2 separate regions of the Homo sapiens genome follow, and region 1 is linked to region 2. A link is a loop called in an ENCODE intact Hi-C map of the cell type or tissue named here. Cell type or tissue: PC-3. All regions are shown on one strand. Links, peaks and the distances in the headings refer to the core of each region. The heading gives the core; the rest is flanking DNA.

Region 1 (4,814 bases), core at 402-4,401, 120 kb before region 2:
TTGGGAGCGTGGAACAGACTTCAGGCTTGTTTATATGGGCAGGGAGTGCATTCAAACACGATCTTGCTAATCTTGAAGTATCACACCCGGAGCCACTTGCTGCTTTTGAAGGCTTTTTAAATTTAAATAAGATGTTTCCCCGCTTCGCGTCTCAATTTAATTTTGTGCTTCTCACACACTGATAAAAATAAGACATGACACATGCTTTGGTTAGGCTTGGAAAGCAATGATTGATAGCAAGAGAGAAACCTGAACCAGAGAAAGGGAATTAAAAAGGGCCTGGGGGCGGGGGATCATCTTCTGTTTTCTTTATGTGGAAAACATCTTAGGAGTAGAAACAATTTTTTGAACAAATATATTTAAAAAATGTTTAGTAGGCACATTTTTCTGCCATGTTATAATGAGAAACAGATGTAGATGCTGTTAAATCATGTCAAATATGAACTGCCTGTGTACCCCATGTATATGTGTAAATATTTAACTAGAAAAACAGTCACATGAGAACTATTCTGGAGTGATCTTGGAAGCAGGAAGCCACAAATTATAGGTCTGAAATTTACCATGCATGGCTTATGAGTCCAGATAAGTAAAACCAAATGAAAAGACTCTGAAAATTTTATAAACAGTTCATGTTTTTGGGTAAGGGGAGGGAAGGGAAAAGAGCAGAATGAATTTTAATATACTTCATTCACGCACAATTGGTATGTTCAATTATAACCAGAGTACTAAGAATAATATGACAAGAATTTAGTTATACATTTAAATCTAAGATATTAGTTATCACCCTGCTGCATAGAAAAAATTACTATGGAATCATAGCTTATCTTCAATTAGGTTCTAAAGTCAGCACATAAAGCAAAAATTACAAACATTCACATTTATCCTTGAAAGTTCCCCTTGTTGACATCATGTTTGAGACAGACACACATAGGTTGGCTAACGTGGCCAGTGCTGAAACAGATCATATCTTCTGAAGGTTCCAGATGATGAAATTAGCTTTTGTGTATGGATGGAATGAGGGAAAAAATAATTATTGACATTGGGTGCATGTTGTATAGAAAATATGTATTGTTTTCTTCTTCTTCTTTTTTTTTTTTTTTTTTTTGAGACAGGGTCTCACTCTGTCAGCCAGGCTGGAGCGCAGTGGTGTGATCTCGGCTCACTGCAGCCTCTCCTGGGCTCAAGCAATCTACCCACCTTGGCCTCCCAAAGTGCTGAGACTAGAGGCGTGAGCCACCACACCCGGCCAAGAAAATACATATTGTTAAAACCAGAAGCACATCGTGATTCTAGTAAGGTGGAAATGAAAGCAGATTTGTGCCTTCCATCTCGGTCCCAATCTGGGGCTTATCCTTCTGAAGGGCAAGAGTGGAATGAATCCTACCCTACATTATTCCTTCATTTGTTTTCAAGTTAAATTTTAATTCCCTGGAAATAATATTCTCAAATTACCTTCTGTGACCTAAATTATTTTATTGGGTCTTGGTCTTCATGTAGTGAAAGGCACAGGTCATTAGTGCTGCAGCTCCATGAGTTTTGACAAATGTGTATGTTCATGGAACTCAAACTATTACCAAAAACCAGAATTTTTCCCGTCTTGCTCCATTAAGGTCAATCCCCCCACCCTCTACTCTCACCAGGGCAACCACTGTTCAGATTTCTTTCTCCAAAGGTTAGTCTTGCCTGTTCCAGAACTTCATAGCAAAGTTGTCATGTGGCTTGTACTTTTACATATCTGACTTCTTTTGTTCAGCATAATGTGTGTGAGATTAATCTATGCTCTTGGGTAAATTATCAGTAGTATTTTGTTTCTGTTTATTACTATATATTCTGTCTTATGAACATATTACAATTTGTTTATCTGTTCCTATTGATGGACAGTTGGGTTGTTTCCAACCTGAATTATAAGCAAACTAGCTATGAATATTCATAGACAAATCTTTGCGTGGATACATGTTTTTCTTTCTCTTCAGTAAATACTAAAGGGCAGACCTGGTGGTCACAGAACATATTATGTTTATAAGAAAGCACCAAACATTTAAAAAAAAACCGGTTGTAGCTTTTTACATTCTCATCTTTGTATGAGACCAACATCTTTCTGACTTTTCCCATTATAGTGGGTGTGTAGTGGTATCTCATTGTGGTTTTATGGCATTTTCCTAATGATTCACTATGTTGAGCACTGTTTTATGTATTTTTTGGCCATTTTTACATTTTTTTGTTAAGTGTCTGAGTCATTTGCTTTTTTTTTTTTTTTTTTTTTTTTTTTGAGATGGAGTCTCTCACTGTCGCCCAGGTTGGAGTGCAGTGGTGCAATCTTGGCTCACTGCAACCTCTGCCTCCCAGGTTCAAATGATTCTTCTGCCTTAGCCTCCTGAGTAGCTGGGATTACAGGAGCCTGCCACCATGCCCAGCTAATTTTTTGTATTTTTAGTAGAGACGGGGTTTCACTGTGTTGGCCAGGCTGGTCTCGAACTCCTGACCTCGTGATCCACCCACCTCGGCCTCCCAAAGTGCTGGGATTACAAGCGTGAGCCATTGTGCCTGGCCCATTTGCTCATTTTTAATTGGTCTACTTGTCATTTTATTATCGAGTTGGAGGAATTCTTTATGTATTCTAGGTACAGATTCTTTGACAAACACATGTTTGATGAATATTTTCTCCCAGCTTGTGGCTTGCTTATTCTATTAACATCACTTGTGATTAGAATTTTTTTCTTTTATGTTTATTGCTTTCCGTATCCTGAGTAAGAAATCTTTGCCTACCCCAAGATCACAAAAATATTACTTTATATTTTCTTCTGGAAGCTTTATAGTTTCAGCTGTCAAGTTTAGGTCTATGAGGTAGGAATTGAAGTTAATTTTTTTTCATATGGCTATCCAGTTTTTCCAGCAGTATTATTATTATTCCAATTAACTAATTAATTTTAATTGAGAAAATTGTATCTACTTACTAGGTACATGTTGTTTTAAAATACGTATATATTGTGGAATGGCTAAATTGAACTAAATAACATGTCTAATCTTACATACTCATTTTTTGTTGTGAGAACACTTAAAATTTACACTTTTAGTGATTTTCAGGAATACAATACATCGTTATTAACTGTACTTACCATGCTGTACAATAGCTCTCTTGAGTTTATTTCTCCTGTTTCATTGAACTTTTATATAGTTTGACCAACATCTCCTCTTCCCCTAACCCTTGGTAACTAACCACCATCCTATTCTTTGCATCTATGACTTCAATCTCTTTAGAATCCACATGTAAGTGAGAGTATGCAGTATTGGTTTTTCTGTGTCTGGCTTATTTCATGTAACATAATGTTCTCCAGGTTTATTCATGTTGTTGCAAATGACAGAATTTCCTTCTTTTTTTAAATACAGAATAGTATACCTTGTGTATCTAGGCATAACTCAGAGATATTGCAGGTTTGGTTCCGGACCACAGCAATAAAGTAAGTATCACAATAAAGTGAGTCACCTTAATTTTTTTGGTTTCCCAGTGCATATAAAAGTGATGCTGTGCTGTAGTTTATTAAGTGTACAATAGCATACATCTAAAAAAATGTGCTTCCCTATGAGTGAAGGAGAGGGCCAATAATGGCAACCCAATTTTACAGTGTTACCTAAAGTGAGGGTTAAGAATTTGCACATGTTGGCTGGGAGCAGTGGCTCTTGCCTATAATTCCACCACTTTGGGAGGCTGAGGCAGGCAGATTGCTTGAGGCCAGGAGTTCAAGACTAGCCTGGCCAACATGGTGAAACTGTCTCTACTGAAAATACCAAAATTAGCCAGGCCTGGTGGTTCATGCCTGTACTCGCAGCTACTTGGGAGGCTGAGGCACAAGAATAACTTGAACCTGGGAGGCGGAGATTGCAGTGAGCTGAGATTGCAGTGAGCTGAGATTGCAGTGAGCTGAGATTGGGCCACTGCACTCCAGCCTGGGTGACAGAGTGAGACTGTCCACCACCGCTCCCCCCCAAAAAAAATTGCACATTTTAATTTTGATTCTAGATTTCTGTACTTAGATTTTCATCAATTTCCCATCAATATTTAAAACTTCAAATTTGACTCTGTTTTCCCTATTTGAAGACAGATGGGGGATTGGTATCTCAGGGCCAAATACAGGGATGCTAGTGTGACTATCAGCTCCCAAGCTTGGTATAGATCCACAGGACTAAGATAAAATCCGGGACTTAGTTGTCATTAATGGTGGATACTGGCCCATTCCCATCTGTGATCGTTACCACAAAGGAAATTGACTTAGAGCCTCTGACTCTGGTTCTTGCCTTATGCCTTATAACTATGTTCAAAATAAGGATCTTGACACTGAACTCCATACTGGGGATCTGGGCTACTTGTAACTCAGCTTATTTATGTCAATGAAACAGCTGTTATTAGAGAAAGCTGTTCAGTTTCTAAGGGCTCCCACTCTTTGCCTTCACGGACCCTGTTTTTCCCTGTAGAAATGTCATGTTCATAGAAATGCTCTGGCCCTACAAATATTTACTGAGCACCAAGATGATTAAGTGCTTAGGTACATGAGTGAGCAAAAATATTCACTGTCCATGTTCTCCCAGGACTTTTAGTCTAATGGAGAGACAGATGTTAATCAAGTAATCACACTAGTGGGCTAGGCATGGTGGCTCACGCCTATAATCCCAGCACTTTGGGAAGCCAAGGCGGGCAGATCATTTGAGGTCAGGAGTTCGAGATTAGCCTGGCCAACATGGTGAAATCCTGTCTCTACTAAAAATACAAAAAAGTTAGCTGGTCGTGGTAGCACATGCCTGTAATCTCAGCTACTCGG
Region 2 (5,348 bases), core at 529-4,528:
ACGGGGACACCGTGATTGAAAATAAAAGGTAGAGAATGATGGTTTAATCATGATGTCTTTTATTCTTTTTTTGGTTTTATTTGTGAAAAATAGACTGCACAGCAGGCATCTTCATCCTCACCCAGCCTGAGTGGAACGTCGTATTCTTTCTCTTCCCTGGAAAATACAGTGAAGACACCCAGCAGTTTTCCTTCCTCCTTATCTAAAGAGAGACAATCCTTGCCTGACACAGTTAACAGTTTGTCTGCTGCTGAAGATGAGGGACAACCAATAACGTTTGCTGTGCAAGTTCATTCACCTGTACCCTCAGAGGCAGGCATCCACAAGGCCCTGGAAAACAGTTTTGTCACATCAGAAAGTGGATTTTTGAACTCTTTATCTAGTGATGATACTTCTTCATTGAGTAGCAATCATGACCATCTTACTGTCCCAGATAAGCCTGCTGGATCAAAGATCATGGACAAAGGTAAACCAATAAATTATTTATTCTTCGTTAGAGAGTGAATATTTGTTTGTATATGGAACTGTAATATTAATTTGTAACAAGAATGGTTAAACTCATGAATGATGATTCAATAATTAGTCAAGTGGGGCTATGCCCAGAGGTTGCTTTGTAGAGGAGTTTGCATGTGGACAACTCCAGCTACTAGGCCACTAATTACTTGCTATAAGTGTCACTAACCAATTGCTTCAGAACTCCAAGACATGTGATCATAAAATAATGATACTTTTCCACCAATCGGAGAAAAAACTTGCCTCTTTTTTGGTCCCATGTCCCATGCGCTGGAGCCTGTGGTGGTTAAATCAGGATTTTGTAGTCTGGTATTCATAACATCACCTTGATAGTTCAAAATGAGCTTAGATCAGCCACTTTCTCTGGGCTGTGCCCCAGACAGTATCTAATTCTTAGCCTGTCGGCTCCTGAATGTTCCTGTGTGGTTGATGGGAAGACAGACAATTTGCATGCACTTTGTGCAGCATTAGAACCTTTACATATAAAGGAGAGCACAACTCATGCGTTCAGAAAACATTTTAAGTCTTAACAAAGGAAAGAATTAATTGTGTGTGGAAGTTAATAATATGAGGTTTAAAAAATACTCTGATAACTGGTCCTTGTCTTTTATCCAGGACTAACTTATTTTTATTACTGTTCAATCGTGACGTATCTTTTCTGATTGTGCGCTATTCATTCTGCTGTAAAACACGCTTACCTGATGGAAGATACTGAGCAGTGAAAGAATGATGAGTTTGGTTTGTATATTTTTGGTGTGCCATTGAGAGAAAGTTGACTTGCTAAATTCTCATAATCACTTGCCAGAGTGTCTAATGACATAGATGACTGCTCTCTCCTCTCCTCTAGCCTAATCAGGGAATGTTTCTTTAAGTTCTCAAATTTCAGATGGGTACCCTGCTAATTTAATTTTTGGTATCAGCGTAATTTGCCCAAGGATCACAACTGCAGAACAAGTTGTGTGTGTGTGTGTGTGTGTGTGTGTGTGTGTATGTAATATTTTAAAAGTATGTAAATTTCATTACTCAGCCTGGTAACTAATTCTCCAAGTTATAACAGTTGTCACCACTCTCTGAGGCCTTACCTAAAGATGCTTTACACAGACCTGCCTGGCCTCTGATGGCATTTTTCTTATACTTCTCCCCTTTATTTAGGCCAACTATCTAGATTAGAAGAACTGGAGTAAATAAAGTCTGGCAAACCAACCTATTTCTAGAGGTGAATGAGTAGCATAGGGAGGAGAAAGGAAACCTTGTCACTGAGGAATGGAGAGGGCTGAAGATTGGACTGTGAGGAAGAGTAGTCTCAACCCGCCCTCAGGTTTGTGAGTTGCTGTCGTTTGGTGAAAGTATTGAGCTTAATTGTATCTCCTTGGAAGCACAGAATTGAGTTCAATGGTGCAAGTCAAAAGGAGATAGATTCATGCTCAGCATAAGAACTTTTTTTTGATGTTGTGAACTCTTCAAAAAATAGAATGGGTTCCTTGGAAAGGAATGCATTCCTTATCACTGGAGGTCTTTACTCATTCTGAGACAAACATTTTCATTGAATATTGATTGCCTATTGTGTATTGGTCACACCTCTTGTTCTTGAAAAGATATACTGAAGAGAGAATTTAAGCATCTTGAACTAGATGACCTCTATCTTGATGCTTAGAAGAGACTTCCAGATATAGGACTGGTGAAACTAAAGAAAATAATAAAAAGTACTACATCTATTATTTTTCTCCTACAAACGCTTACTTTAATCACTGGGTCGTAAGTAGAACTAAAAAAATTTCAAACACACACACACACCCCCCAGGATGAGCATAGCTTCAAAAACATACTAGAGAATAAAATCCCATTTGCATTCTTTCCCAAGAGATAACCCTGGAGGTTGAGGGTTTTCTTTTAGGACCATAGCCAGAGACATGGGAAGATGCAACAGTCCTTGTTCCTGGCTAAATGCCATTCCAGGATTGCATGTGCTGTAGAGCCTGGCTGGGTACCACCAGCCCTTTTAATGTAAGAATGAAGCAACCTGGTATTATTTAGTTTTGAGTTACATGCAGAGTGACCAGCAAAATCTGTATACTTCTTCAAACAGCTCAATGTGACAGTATTCCTCTTGGTAAAAAGGAAAAGAAAATGAAAGTATTTTTTTTCTCTCATTGATTTGTTGGCAGTTCTCATATGCTACAGAATTTTTGCTGATGATTTTCTTCTGCTGCTGGGGATTTGGTTAAATTCCCAGAAGAACTGAACCACTTAAAGTCATCTCTATGGAAACAGCAACCCAATCTTTGCTTGCATTTGTGATGACTTGCTGTTGAGTAATCAAATTTCATATTGTGCATTTTTTTTTACATGTGTGTTTATGTGTTGCAGACAAAGGTAGCTTTTCATTTTTGTGACTTTTAAAAGGTATTGTTTTTGAGTTACTAATAAAAAATTCCTGAAATTCTTGTGTCTGAAATTGTTCAAGGTGTTTTTATATCAGGGATAGAAATCTTAACATGGTTCAAAATGAGAGCTAGGATTTTAAAAGATTAAGTCCCAGTCTCAGGATGCATTTGCTGGAAGAAGAGGCTTTCATCCTAGCAAAGATTCTTAAAGATTAATAACTGAGTCCTGAAACAAGCAGACAGTACATATTACAGTCTTCCTTTTATTTAGACAATGAAAGAAATATTTTTGCAGTTAGTATGCAATTAAAATTGTGGTTGCTAGGATTTTATGCTGAATTTAAATACTCTGTTAGACATTTTCTCCTGTAGTGTTAAGCTATTGAAAAAATAAAATCAGGGTGTTAATTGCCTCCTATTGCCTTTCTTCACTGAGAGTTCCAGGTTCCAGAGCTCTAGGAATTATTCACTGATTATTTTCACAAAGCATAATGGGAAAAGAGGTGAGAGGGTTAATGACATGTTCATTTCAGCTCAATTTTACCCTGTGCTCCTCATTTCTTTTGTTAGAAATTTTTTGAACCATGACTTATGCCTGTGTGATAGTAAGTCACATATGTACAACACACACTACCTGCTGACAATGTGGAGACAATGTCACTTCTACTTAATGAATGAAGAAACCTTACTCTGGATGCTGAAAAGCTGCATGTCAGCAAATAAGACGAATACCCAATTTATACAAATAAATTATCAGGTATAAGCACAGCCAGAATTGATCTGGGAGTCATGTAGATAACAAGCTTAATTAAAAAAAATAAAACATTGTTAAAGAAGAGGCAGGCATTCTAGAGCATGCATGATGTTTCAGGAAAGTGACATGAATGAGCCAGATTTTAGGATTTAAAAAATATTAACAAAATTGTACACAATCTGAGTGTGAACAGTACTTTAGCTAGCTACTTTGAGAGTTGCTGTTGGAATCATGCAGTATGCCTCCTCAGGAAGTATGTAATAAAAAATAAGTCCAAAACTGGACTCCATTCAATTTTGCATTATTATATTGTGTATATATCATTTTTTTGAGTACCTAACATACATGTGCTGATGTACTTTGTGCTAAAGTGAATAAAATGTGAACCAGGGGGACTGGGCAGGGTGGCTCACATCTGTAATCCCAGCACTTTGTGAGGCCGAGGTAGGCGGATCACGAGGTCAGGAGTTCGAGACCAGCCTGGCCAACATAGTAAAACCCTGTCTCTACTAAAAATACAAAAATTAGCCAGGTATGGTGGCACACACCTGTAATCCCAGCTACTCTAGAGGCTGAGGCAGGAGAATTGCTTGAACCTGCGAGGCAGAGGTTGCAGTGAGCCGAGATTGCACCACTGCACCCCAGCCTGGGTGACAGAGCAAGACTCCGTTTCAAAAAAAAAAAAAAAAAATTGTGAACAAGGTACAATTCTGGTCTAAAAAATGTTAACACCTAATGGGCTGAGTGGGAGGAACTAGACACATTTAACAAAAGAAAGCAGAGTAAAATAGGTGCCACAGAAGAGATACAGAGCACTCCAGAGAGAGGTTTAAAAGAGAGCAGGGACCCAAGACAAGATCTCATCTAAGTGGCAAGATATGTACATGGAGAAGGGAGGCGTGGGTAAAGGGGATGGAAAGGACATTTGGTTGAGGTTGAATACTGGGATAGGTGTTCCTTAATTTAAACAGCTAATGGATGACCATTTCTCATCAGGGTGAGTTGGAAGTATGCTTTAGAAAAATTATTGTAGCTGGGCCAGGCACGGTGGCTCACACCTGTAATCCCAGCACTTTGGGAGGCCGAGGTGGGCGGATCACAAGGTCAGGAGATCGAGACCATCCTGGCTAACATGGTGAAACCCCATCTCTATTAAAAACACAAAAAATTAGCCAGGTGTGGTGGCGGGCGCCTGTAGTCCCACCTACTCGGGAGGCTGAGGCAGGAGAATGGTGTGAACCCTGGAGGCGGAGATTGCAGTGAGCCGAGATCGTGCCACTGCACTCCAGCCTGGGTGACAGAGCGAGATTCTGTCTCAAAAAAAAAAAAAAAAAAGAAAGAAAAGAAAAATTATTTTAGCTGTAGAGTGCAGGGAAGAAGAGAATAAGAGGAGACAGGACATAAGAAGGTTTAGGGAGCCTGCATAACAGCTGAGGTGGCAGTGGAGACGGGAAGGAAGGGGAGATGAGGGGTTCTGCAGCATGCCTATCAGGGTGAAGACTGATCTTGGCCTTTGTATCCTCAGCACTTAATTTTGTTCCTAGAACATTACCTAGTAATCTTGTTTTGTGAAGTATCATTTGATGTTGGGAAAACCTTGAATATATGATCATTGGCATCAATGGCATTGATCTCAGGCATGGGTGATTCACCACCTGCTTTCTCTGATCCTGTGTCAGGTGGCTAAAGATCTCTAT

Evidence for each region. A loop is a pair of places that touch in the nucleus more often than their neighbours do. Peaks named below come from ENCODE experiments on the same cell type or tissue, not always from the same donor. Only the 100,000 strongest peaks of a DNase experiment are listed, where the experiment ranks them.
Region 1: a loop joins it to region 2, with 3 times the contacts of the local background. A loop is called at or near these places in 1 of 110 quality-filtered maps.

What each region holds. Positions count from the first base shown.
Region 1 is chr6:154,315,004-154,319,817 of GRCh38, reverse strand. All of the region lies in intron 1 of IPCEF1 (interaction protein for cytohesin exchange factors 1), which reads left to right. Among named protein-coding and RNA genes, the nearest start is that of IPCEF1, 39 kb to the left of the region's middle. In PC-3, for the core only: no CTCF peak of the experiment used is centred there; no DNase peak of the experiment used is centred there; H3K27ac peaks cover 998 bases.
Region 2 is chr6:154,194,786-154,200,133 of GRCh38, reverse strand. IPCEF1 (interaction protein for cytohesin exchange factors 1) reads left to right here. Exons shown (of 12, transcript NM_001130700.2): 10 at 94-466. It also overlaps a transcript of OPRM1 not described here. Among named protein-coding and RNA genes, the nearest start is that of OPRM1, 160 kb to the right of the region's middle. In PC-3, for the core only: no CTCF peak of the experiment used is centred there; a DNase peak (open chromatin) is centred at 2,793; H3K27ac peaks cover 317 bases.